2 separate regions of the Homo sapiens genome follow, and region 1 is linked to region 2. A link is a loop called in an ENCODE intact Hi-C map of the cell type or tissue named here. Cell type or tissue: heart left ventricle. All regions are shown on one strand. Links, peaks and the distances in the headings refer to the core of each region. The heading gives the core; the rest is flanking DNA.

Region 1 (5,378 bases), core at 217-5,216, 59 kb before region 2:
TCTCGGCTCACTGTAGCCTCTGCCTCTCGGATTCAAGCAAATCTCCTGCCTCAGCCTCCCCAGTAGCTGGGATTACAGGTGCCCACCACCACACCTGGCTAATTTTTTTTCAAGCAAATCTCCTGCCTCAGCCTCCCCAGTAGCTGGGATTACAGGTGCCCACCACCACACCTGGCTAATTTTTTATATTTTTAGTAGAGACAGGGTTTCACCATGTTGGCAAGGCTGGTTGCAAACTCCTGACCTCAGGTGATCCACCCGCCTTGGCCTCTCAAACTGCTAGAAATATAGGCATGAGCCACCTTGCCCAGCCTATCACTGGGTTGCTTTTTTTTTTCTCAAGACAGGGTCTCACTCTATCGCCCAGGCTGGAGTGCAGTGGCACTACCTCAGCTCACTGCAACCTCCACCTCGCAGGCTCAAGCAATCCTCCACCTCTGCCTCCTGAGTAGCTGAGACTCCAGGTGCCCACCACCACACCTGGCTAATTTTTGTATTTTGTAGAGATGGGGTTTACACCATGTTGCCCAAGCTGGCCTCGAACTCCTGAGCTCAAGCAATCAGCCCACCTTGGCCTCCCAAAGTGCTGGGATTACAGGTGTGAGCCACCACACCTGGCCAATACTATATCACTTTCTACAACTATATCTTTATGTCTTCCTGAGTGTGGCCAGCAGAAATATCCTTTTGACTAGATGCTGCATCTACCTTTATTCTTTGGCTTAAAATATTTAATTAATTTTGATTAAAAATACGAGCTTTGGAAGATCACAATCATAATTGTTATGTTCACTATATAATAGATATACAGGAACATGTACTTGTGTATCTAATCCATAGCATCTGAGTCTGTAAGCCAAGAGAATGTGAAGGCCTTTTGGAAGATGGAACGAAATTATAACATACTGAAGAATACATAGCTCTGCTGAACAACTTATGAGTTAACTTTTGGAAAGAAATCAAGAGACAATCCCTGTAAAATTAATATTTTAAAAATAATATTTATTTTTATCAAAATAATTCACATACACTCAGAGGCAAATATTACTATCTTATAACAAAAACAGCAGTTACCTATTTGGGGTCGGGTAAAGGTAAACTCAGAATAATATGTTATTATATGGCAAGAGTAAGAAAAATGACTAAATCTAGATTAATCCCTAGTTTTGAGGACTAAGCTACTAGGTGAATGTCAGGTTCATTAATTAAGATGGGGAAGACTGGTAAGAGCAGGATTTCCAGGAGGGAGGGAAAGCAAAGAATCAAGAATTCTAAATTGGACATAGAGATTTAGACATCAAAAGTGAAGATGTTGAGTAGACAGTTTTATATACAATCCGGAGTTGAGGAGATGGGTCATGGGTAAAATTACTGGTTTAGAGGTCACTTGGATGTAGATGATATTTAAAGATATTTAAATGATAGCAACTTAAGAGAAGAGAGGTTAAGAAAACTGAAGCTGACATCACTTAACATGTAGCATTCAGGCCAAGGAAGAGAAGCCAGAAAAGAAGACCGAGAAACTGTGGCCAAGAAGATTGGCAGAAAGCCAGGAGAGGTGGTGACTCTGGAGTAAGCAGGGGTTCAAAAAGGAGAAAACAGTCACCTGTGTCCATGCGGCTCACTGTTCACTATATAAACTTAGCCGTCCTTTATTTTCCTGCCTCTAATCTATGTGGCAATTTTCACAGTTCCCCTCCAATTTCTCACCACTGTGCTTTTGCTCCTATTATTCTTTTGCATTGGAATACCTCCTCACCTGTCAAAATTCTCTCTATCCGCCGGGTGTGGTGTCTCACACCTGTAATCCCAGCACTTTGGGAGGCCGAGGCGGGCGAATCACGAGGTCGAGAGTTCAAGACCAGTCTGGCCAACATGGTGAAACCCCGTCTCTACTGGAAAAAAAAAAAAATATATATATATATATATATATACACACACACATATATAAATTAGCTGGATGTGGTGGCAGGAGCCTCTAATCCGAGCTACTCAGGAGGCTGAGGCAGGAGAGTCACTTGAACCCGGGAGGTGAGATTGCACCACTGCACTCCAGCCCAGACGACACTGCAAGACTCCGTCTCAAAAAAAAAAAAAGAAAAAAAAATCTATGTAACCTTCAAGACCCATCAAGAATGCTATCAACTTTGTAACGTATTTCCTAGCTCCACTAATAAAATATGCTTTCTTCCTCCATACTATCTGATAGCCCGTTGCATGCCAAATTTTATTCTGATTTGTACTATAATTGTTTGTATTCTTTATTCATCCTCCCTATATGCCAATATAGGCCCCCCAAACCTCTCATAATGTAGCCGAGTGTCTGGTATGCAGTAGGTCCTCAATAAAAATTTTCACTAAATCAAATCCAAAAATATAAAACCCAAGCCAGGAAAAGTATCTTCAAAGGACAGCCTCTTTTGTCCCTTTAGATTTCTGTCTGCCAGCACGTGGATCATCTGCACCCAAGCCCAAGAATTATTTACTCATATTCCTGGCCCTCTATAAAAAATAGTGAAAAAGATCAATCACAGAAAACCAAGGTTTTTTTAAAGTTATATTTTTTAAAAAGACTGTGGCAAAAAAACAAAAAACAACCAACCTACCTACAGAAGAATGCTGGCAAAACTACTTATCCTGCCTTGGCTGAGTATGTCCTGAGCTAATGGCTATTTTAAAAACCACTTAAACTAATTTTTCTCCCAGATCTTCATTAAGAAAATGGCAAGTTGCAAAAGCCCAAAGGATAAAACAACTTTTGTTATCCCTGAACCTAAAACTAAGCTACAAAGACTGTCCTAATCCAAGCCTTGGTTTAAAAGTCAAACAGCAGAATATTAAAAATTGCTAAGAGAGTAGATCATAAATGTTCTCACCACAAAAATATGGCATGCATATGAGATGACAGATATCTTAGTTTGATTTAACCATTTCACAATGTATACATATATCAAAACATTCCACTGTACACAATAAATATATAGAATTTTTATTTGTTAACTATACCTTAATAAAAATAAATTTTTAAAAAATAAAGTGGCAGAGGCATCTGATAAATAACAAATATGAATTTAATAATTTTAAAAATCAGGCAGGCTGGGCGTGGTGGCTCATGCCTGTAAATCCCAGCACTTTGGGAGGCCAAGGCAGGCAGATCACTTGAGGTCAGGAGTTCGAGACCAGCCTGGCCAACATGGTGAAACCCCATCTCTACTAAAAATACAAAAGTGAGCCAGGCATGGTGGCAGGTGCCTGTAATCCCAGCTCCTTGGGAGGCAGAGGCAGGAGAATTGCTTGAACCCGGGAGGCAGAAGTTACAGTGAGCTGAGACAGAGTGAGACTCTGTCTCAAGAAAAAAACACCAGCAACAACAAATAAAGTAAAATAAATAAAAATAAAAAGGCTTATAAAATAAAAAAATAAAATAAATAAAAATTTAAAAAAATAAATAAAAAATAAAAAAATAAAAATAAAAAAAGCTGAAAGAACACAGGTTTTCACATAGAAAGGATATGGATTTGATTTTCAATCCTATCATTTGATATTTTTGTAATCCTAAACAAATTTGTCGGCTTTTTTGAGCCTCAGTTTTCTCACTAGAAAAATAAAAATAAGAATAAATCTCTTAAATAATGACTGAAATACTATGAAAAGAAGTGCCTGACACAAGGTATGCTCATAATCAGTTATAATTATTAGTATTGTCACAAATCCTAAGAAATTGTTTGTGGCCTTTCAAGTATTGCCTGGTGATTATTTATAGTCTGATTTAATAATAGATACCACTAACTGAGCACCTCCTATGTGTCTTACGTGTTTTAGATTTGTAGACAAATGTAGTGACTAAGAGCATGCACTCTGGCGTCAAACTGCAGAGATTCACATTCCAGCTCCATCATATGGTAGCTGTGCGACCTTGAGAAAGTTACTTAACTTCACTTCTTATGTCTGGATTCTTCATCTGTAAAATAGAAATGATAATAGTACCTATCTCACAGGATTGTTGTGAGGATTAAATGAGATAGTGTGTATAAATTGTTTATCACCAGCTTATAGTATGTGCACAAGAAATGCTAGCTAAGGTTATTATTATAATTTCCGTTTTGCAGATTAGGACCCTAAGCCCTAAAGAGGGTCAGTAACTTATCCCAGGTCACACAGTTAGTTATGAGTTAACTTTTTTTTTTTTAATTTAAGGCTGCTTATTGCAAAGCCTGTGCTTTTTTGCTAAACCATCTCTTTTTCTGTTACGTATGTCCTAAGTAAAAATCCTTATTTTTTCCTTCGATGGCTGTAACAATTAGCTAGTGACGGTCTACAAGACATCAAGGAGGACCTAAGGAATAAAATACAGCAATCAGGTCTAAAACAAATATATGTTGCTATTTCTTCTTTGTATGCACCATAGTAGTATACTGTATTTCCATTAGAAGTTATGTTAATAAGAAAATTTTTGAATGTTCTTGCTCCAAACATCAGCATATACTTGCATTCTCTTACACTGGGAAGAAAGAAAGTGGTAGAAAGAAGTCATCTGGAAGGTAGCTCTGGCTACGAGTTGGAGGAAAAGGGAAGAGAGAGAAAAACAAGTTATCAGTGGTACACATAGTCAGGGCCAAAACTTTATAAACCAAACAGAATTTCCACAGACCTAATGATCACTGGGAATTATCTGCCAAGCTGCTAGGTGAAACATGCTGAAAAACAGCCTGGGCCTATGGCAAACATGTTTAGCTTTATGATTTTCTTCATCCCCTCTTCTGACTTGCACAATGTTGCCCCCAACTGTCTTCTAAAACTAATCACTCTTTCATGGTCAATGGAAACTTAGAAACCTAGATTCTCAAACGTTTGCTAAAAAAGCCCAGGTCTTTCTAGACATCTGTAGATAGATAAATAACCTAGTGATAAAGAATATACATTCTGTTCAGGTCCATCCTCCAGCTCCGTCCCATATTAATTGTGTGATAATCCAAACTGGTTGTTTTGTGCTAAGATTCCTACTTCCTGCACTTTCAGATTCACATACTCAGAGCTAGAAAACTTTTGAGAGTACAAGGTGATAACTACTGCAAATTCACAGAAGATTACATAAGTATAAATAGTCAACCTAACCTCCCTCTTCCTCTAACATTTTCTCACAAAACTAAAAAGTTTGGAAACTCCTTTTCTTAATGCTGGCGCCAGTTCAGCCACACTCTAGAAGGTATTGGTTTCATGAACTACAATGTGGAATCATCAAAATAAAGGGGCAGGATGAGAAAAAATGACAGCATGGGGCTTTGTGGTGTGTAGATTTAGTTGCTCATACAAGAACCTGGGAGGGGGAACCCCCCAAAAGATTAGTCACTTCATTTTATGTTGAGAACCCAATTCAG
Region 2 (5,346 bases), core at 347-5,346:
TATATTTCCATACATTATTTGTGTGTGTCTTTACATACTTAAAATAGTGGAATAGCTGAGTCAAAGGGTACCTATATTCTCATACAGTTTTGACTAGATATTGTAATGCTGCCTTTCAAAACAATTACACCAAGTTGTAATAGTAAGAGTGATTGTTTCCTGACAACTTTGTCAAAGTAGTCTTTTTTCTTTTTGCCACACTTGTGGTTATATGCCATTGTTTCTGTTTACATTTATTAATGAGTAAGATTATCTTTTTATTTTTTACTATTTGCACATATTCTACTATAAACTATTATATCCTTTGCCTTTTTTATTGGATTGTTGTTTTACTGGATTATGTATTTATTTATATAGTCTAGTAATTAATCTTTTGACATATATGATCAAATAATTGTTTTTTATTCTTGCTTATGTTATCTTTTTTCTTATGACTTTGGGGTTTTGAGTTTGAGCATGTGCAATGTTAGGAAAGTTTCTCATGAAATTTGGATAATCAAGAGTTACCTAAGGGATAAAGCTAGTGTCATAGGACATTAAGTTTGGGGAGGAGGAGAACAAGACAAGGGATATTCAGTAAGATTTTTCTCCCCTATCCCTGCCTATGGAATGAATTTGCTGATCTAAAACAGAAAATTATTTACCCCTGTTAAAAAAAACTCAATTAACTCAGGTTTTTAGGCCAGTGGAAGAGAACCCCAAAAACTTCCAATATTCAGTGATTCTGTCTGCATAAGTGACCCACAGATAACTCACTCCCTATTGACCCTGGCCTTTGGGACAACAGAAAAGGCACAAGGCTTGTAACCCAAAGGCCTGCCTGATGATTCCAGCCCTGGCTCTTGCTGGCCATGAAGTGTTCAAGATTTGAGCCTTTCTAGGCCTCATTCTTTCCACCTGTAAAACAGGAGTAATAATCCCAATTTTGAAAGGCCACTGTGAGGATAAAATAAGTAATATAAGTGAAATTACATGCTCAGTTCTTCATTATTAATTTTTTGAAGAGCACATAGCCAATAGTCACTCCGCATTCCAAAAGTATTTGGAATACCACATACCCATTGTTATGCTAGAAAGAGTCATCTTCACCATTGTATTTTGCTGAGACTAATATTAAACTTAGAATTCCCCTGCATACTGCAACTGAAAGAGAACAGGTATTGGGCAGCGGCAGTGGGGGAAACCAAGATGGAATTTAGATGTTCAAACTTTAATATTTACATTTTTTGAACAGAGAGCTTACTATATAATTATCCTTTTATTCAGATGGCATTCCTCTGAAATAAGCAATTACCCTTATCCCTAGGTCTAGTTCCTGTGGAGAGAAAATGATTATACTTTGAGCTATATGGCTCCAATAAACAAAGATAGATCCCTCAATTTAAATTTGATCCTCAGAAAACTGAGGGTCAGAGAACCCCTCAGGCATGACGGGATAATGTGACAGTTAATTTGGTATGTCAACTTGGCTAGGCTGTGGTACCCAGTGTTTGAGTCAAACACCAGTCTAAATATTGCTGTGGAGGTATTTTTTAGATATGATTAACATTTAAGTCAGTAGACTTGAAAAAGCAGATTATCCTCAATAATATGGGTGGTCCTCATCCAAGCAGTTGAAGAGCTTAAGAGAAATGACTGAGGTCCCTCAAGGAAGAAGAAATTCTGCTTCCAGATTGCCTTTGGATTCAAGTCTTGCAACAACAACTCTTCCCTGGGTCTCCAATTTGTCAACCCCCACCATTTTCTGAGACAATTCCTTAAAATAAGTATTTTCTCTCTTTCTCTTTCTCTCTCTCTCTCTCTCTCTCTCCCTCCCTCTCTTTCTCTCCCCCACATATGTGTGTGTAGACATATAATGTACGTATATATAAAATTGTATACACACACAGAGTCATGTGCTGGATAACGATGCTTCAGTCAACCACAGTCACATATTGGTGGTGTCCCATAAGATTATAATGGATGTGAAAAATTCCTATCCCCTAGTGATGTCATAGCTGTCCTAAAGTTGTAGCACAACATACTACCTTTTCTATGTTTAGATGTGTTTAGATATAAAACTACATTTTGTTACAATTATCTACAGTATTCAGTATAGTAACATGTTGTAAAGGTTTGCAGCCTAGGAGCAATAGCCCATACCATACAGCCTAGATGTATAATAGACTATACCACCTAGGTTTGTATATGATGTTTGCACAACAATGAAATCGCCTAAAGATACATGTCTGAGAATGTATCCCTGTTGTTAAGCAACCCCATGACGGTGTGTATATACATATACATATGTGTGGTACTGGCACGCACACACACACAATGGGTTCTGTTTCCCTGGAGAACTGACTGATATAGATAGCGACTTCAAAAGATGTTTAATACGTGCCTTTTCTCCTTTCCCCACCATGCTTTATTGCAACAACTAGTTACATTGTCTAGGCCCAAGAAACCCTCACCGCTCCCACTCCATTCCTCCAGTATCTTTAAATGACACTATGCTGGCATCCGACATCGTTTTTCTTCCAGGATGAACTAACCCTTTCTAAAGCGCCCTTCCTCTGTGGGACAGAAAACCTAATGCCCCCCTACAGAGGCGGAGGCCGGCTGAAGGTGGTGGTAGGAGGGGAATGCTGGGGGCGTGGCATAGGTGCAGAGGAAGACCCATAAAAGGATCTGGTTCCCATAGAGCTGACATTCTACACAACAAACAAGTAAACAAGTACATAAGTAAAATAATCTCTTCGTCCTAAGTGCTATAAAGAAAAAAATCACGGTGGTATGAGGGTGCCTGAAAAGGGAAGCATTTCTGAGGAAGGGCTACTTACTTCAGAAGAGACCTGAAGGAAAAAGAGCTATATTTGCGAAGAGGGAGAAAGAGCAGCCATACTAGACAGAAAGGTGGCATGTGGCCCCAGCACAAAGCACGGTGTTGGGTAAATTCTGAGTGAAATCTACCTACCGGGGAGGTGCATTTGTAAATATCTAGATAGATATTTAGAGTGGCTACGTAAGAGTGATCGCTAAATCTCACTTTTTCCAAAGGGCCCCGTTTTGTCTTGGGTTTGTACCGAGGTCCGGCAGCAACGTCAAGTGATGGGGCGGGGGATGGGGAAAGAGAAGTCTGCCGCTCCTCTAGGCTACCGCACCGCCTTAAGTGGGTGGCTCGGCCAGTGCAGGCCTCACTTTCCTCCCCTGTAAGGTCTGGGGGGCTTGACGTCTGATCTGTAAGGCCCTGTCGGCTCACGCTGTGGTTCCACTTCTTCAACTAGGCCACTAGGCCCAAGCGCATGAACAGGAAGCCACTGAGAAGCGGGCCACATTTCCAGGTTCCCGGAGCTGGGCCTAGTCCCGAATCCTCTGGCACACACCCACCCACTCAGGCCGCGGGTCCAGCCCGCGAGGTTTAGGACGGATCCAGGCAGACCGCAGGCTCCGGGTCGGGGCACCGGGTCAGCGCGCCGGCCTGAAGGCGGCGTCCTGGGCTCGACTTCCCGCGCGCGGAGAGCCGGCGAGCCCGCGTCCGAGTTCCTGGACGAGAGCCGAGCCTCGCTTAGACCGCGCTCAGGACCCGGCTCCTCCGCATTCTCCGGCTGCCCCTGTGTCCTCGACTCACCCCTCCTTTCTGCCGCTCCTTCCTTTCCTTGCCCTGCTTTTACTGTTCCCAAACAGGACCGCTTTTCCTGTCTCCCAGCTGGAAAGGAGGAAGGGAGAGAGTCCAGAAAGGATCGGTGATGTGGAAGAAAAGGGGAGGAGGGGACATGGAGGGGGAGACCGGAGAGAGAACGTACGCCGAGGAGTCAGGCGGCGGGATCAAGGGGAGTCGGGGTGTCTGGGCGCGGGGCAGAGCGTGGAGGCGGCAGCGGCCAACGGTCGCCAAGACAACCATTCTACGCGAGGACGCGGCGACAGGAGGGGAGCGGCCAGCAGGGGAGGGGAGCGCGGGGGAAGAGGAAAGAGGAAGAAGCGCTCAGATGCTCCGCGGCTGTCGTGAAGGTTAAAACCGAAAATAAAAATGGGCTAGACACAAAGGACTCGGTGCTTGTCCCAGCCAGGCGCCCTCGGCGACGCGGGCAGCTGGGAGGGGAATGGGCGCCCGGACCCAGCTGGGACCCCCGGGTGCGACTCCACCTACCTAGTCCGGCGCCAGGCCGGGTCGACAGCTCCGGCAGCGCCAGCGCCGCGCCGTGTCCAGATGTCGCGTCAGAGGCGTGCAGCGGTTTAGTTTAATTTCGCTTGTTTTCCAAATCTAGAAGAGGAGCGGAGCGGCTTTTAGTTCAAAACTGACATTCAGCCTCCTGATTGGCGGATAGAGCAATGAGATGACCTCGCTTTCCTTTCTTCCTTTTTCATTTTTAAATAATCTAGTTTGAAGAATGGAAGACTTTCGACGAGGGGAGCCAGGAATAAAATAAGGGGAATAGGGGAGCGGGGACGCGAGCAGCACCAGAATCCGCGGGAGCGCGGCTGTTCCTGGTAGGGCCGTGTCAGGTGACGGATGTAGCTAGGGGGCGAGCTGCCTGGAGTTGCGTTCCAGGCGTCCGGCCCCTGGGCCGTCACCGCGGGGCGCCCGCGCTGAGGGTGGGAAGATGGTGGTGGGGGTGGGGGCGCACACAGGGCGGGAAAGTGGCGGTAGGCGGGAGGGAGAGGAACGCGGGCCCTGAGCCGCCCGCGCGCGCGCCTCCCTACGGGCGCCTCCGGCAGCCCTTCCCGCGTGCGCAGGGCTCAGAGCCGTTCCGAGATCTTGGAGGTCCGGGTGGGAGTGGGGGTGGGGTGGGGGTGGGGGTGAAGGTGGGGGGCGGGCGCGCTCAGGGAAGGCGGGTGCGCGCCTGCGGGGCGGAGATGGGCAGGGGGCGGTGCGTGGGTCCCAGTCTGCAGTTAAGGGGGCAGGAGTGGCGCTGCTCACCTCTGGTGCCAAAGGGCGGCGCAGCGGCTGCCGAGCTCGGCCCTGGAGGCGGCGAGAACATGGTGCGCAGGTTCTTGGTGACCCTCCGGATTCGGCGCGCGTGCGGCCCGCCGCGAGTGAGGGTTTTCGTGGTTCACATCCCGCGGCTCACGGGGGAGTGGGCAGCGCCAGGGGCGCCCGCCGCTGTGGCCCTCGTGCTGATGCTACTGAGGAGCCAGCGTCTAGGGCAGCAGCCGCTTCCTAGAAGACCAGGTAGGAAAGGCCCTCGAAAAGTCCGGGGCGCATTCGGCACTTGTTTTGTTTGGTGTGATTTCGTAAACAGATAATTCGTCTCTAGCCCAGGCTAGGAGGAGGAGGAGATAACCGCCGGTGGAGGCTTCCCCATTCGGGTTACAACGACTTAGACATGTGGTTCTCGCAGTACCATTGAACCTGGACCTCCCTTC

Evidence for each region. A loop is a pair of places that touch in the nucleus more often than their neighbours do. Peaks named below come from ENCODE experiments on the same cell type or tissue, not always from the same donor. Only the 100,000 strongest peaks of a DNase experiment are listed, where the experiment ranks them.
Region 1: a loop joins it to region 2, with 4 times the contacts of the local background. A loop is called at or near these places in 3 of 110 quality-filtered maps.

Annotation. Positions count from the first base shown.
Region 1 is chr9:22,052,769-22,058,146 of GRCh38, reverse strand. CDKN2B-AS1 (CDKN2B and CDKN2A antisense cis and trans regulatory RNA 1) reads right to left here. Exons shown (of 19, transcript NR_003529.4): 7 at 1,760-1,895. Among named protein-coding and RNA genes, the nearest start is that of CDKN2B, 46 kb to the right of the region's middle. In heart left ventricle, for the core only: no CTCF peak of the experiment used is centred there; no DNase peak of the experiment used is centred there.
Region 2 is chr9:21,993,945-21,999,290 of GRCh38, reverse strand. CDKN2B-AS1 (CDKN2B and CDKN2A antisense cis and trans regulatory RNA 1) reads right to left here and starts at 4,500. Exons shown (of 19, transcript NR_003529.4): 1 at 4,130-4,500. LOC124902130 (a long non-coding RNA gene) reads left to right here and starts at 5,263. Exons shown (of 2, transcript XR_007061436.1): 1 at 5,263-5,346. It also overlaps a transcript of CDKN2A not described here. RefSeq lists silencers at 4,047-4,246, 4,567-4,826. In heart left ventricle, for the core only: CTCF peaks have their summits at 3,458 and 4,486; DNase peaks (open chromatin) are centred at 3,360, 3,910, 4,540 and 5,030; H3K4me3 peaks cover 2,277 bases; H3K27ac peaks cover 1,411 bases; H3K27me3 peaks cover 354 bases.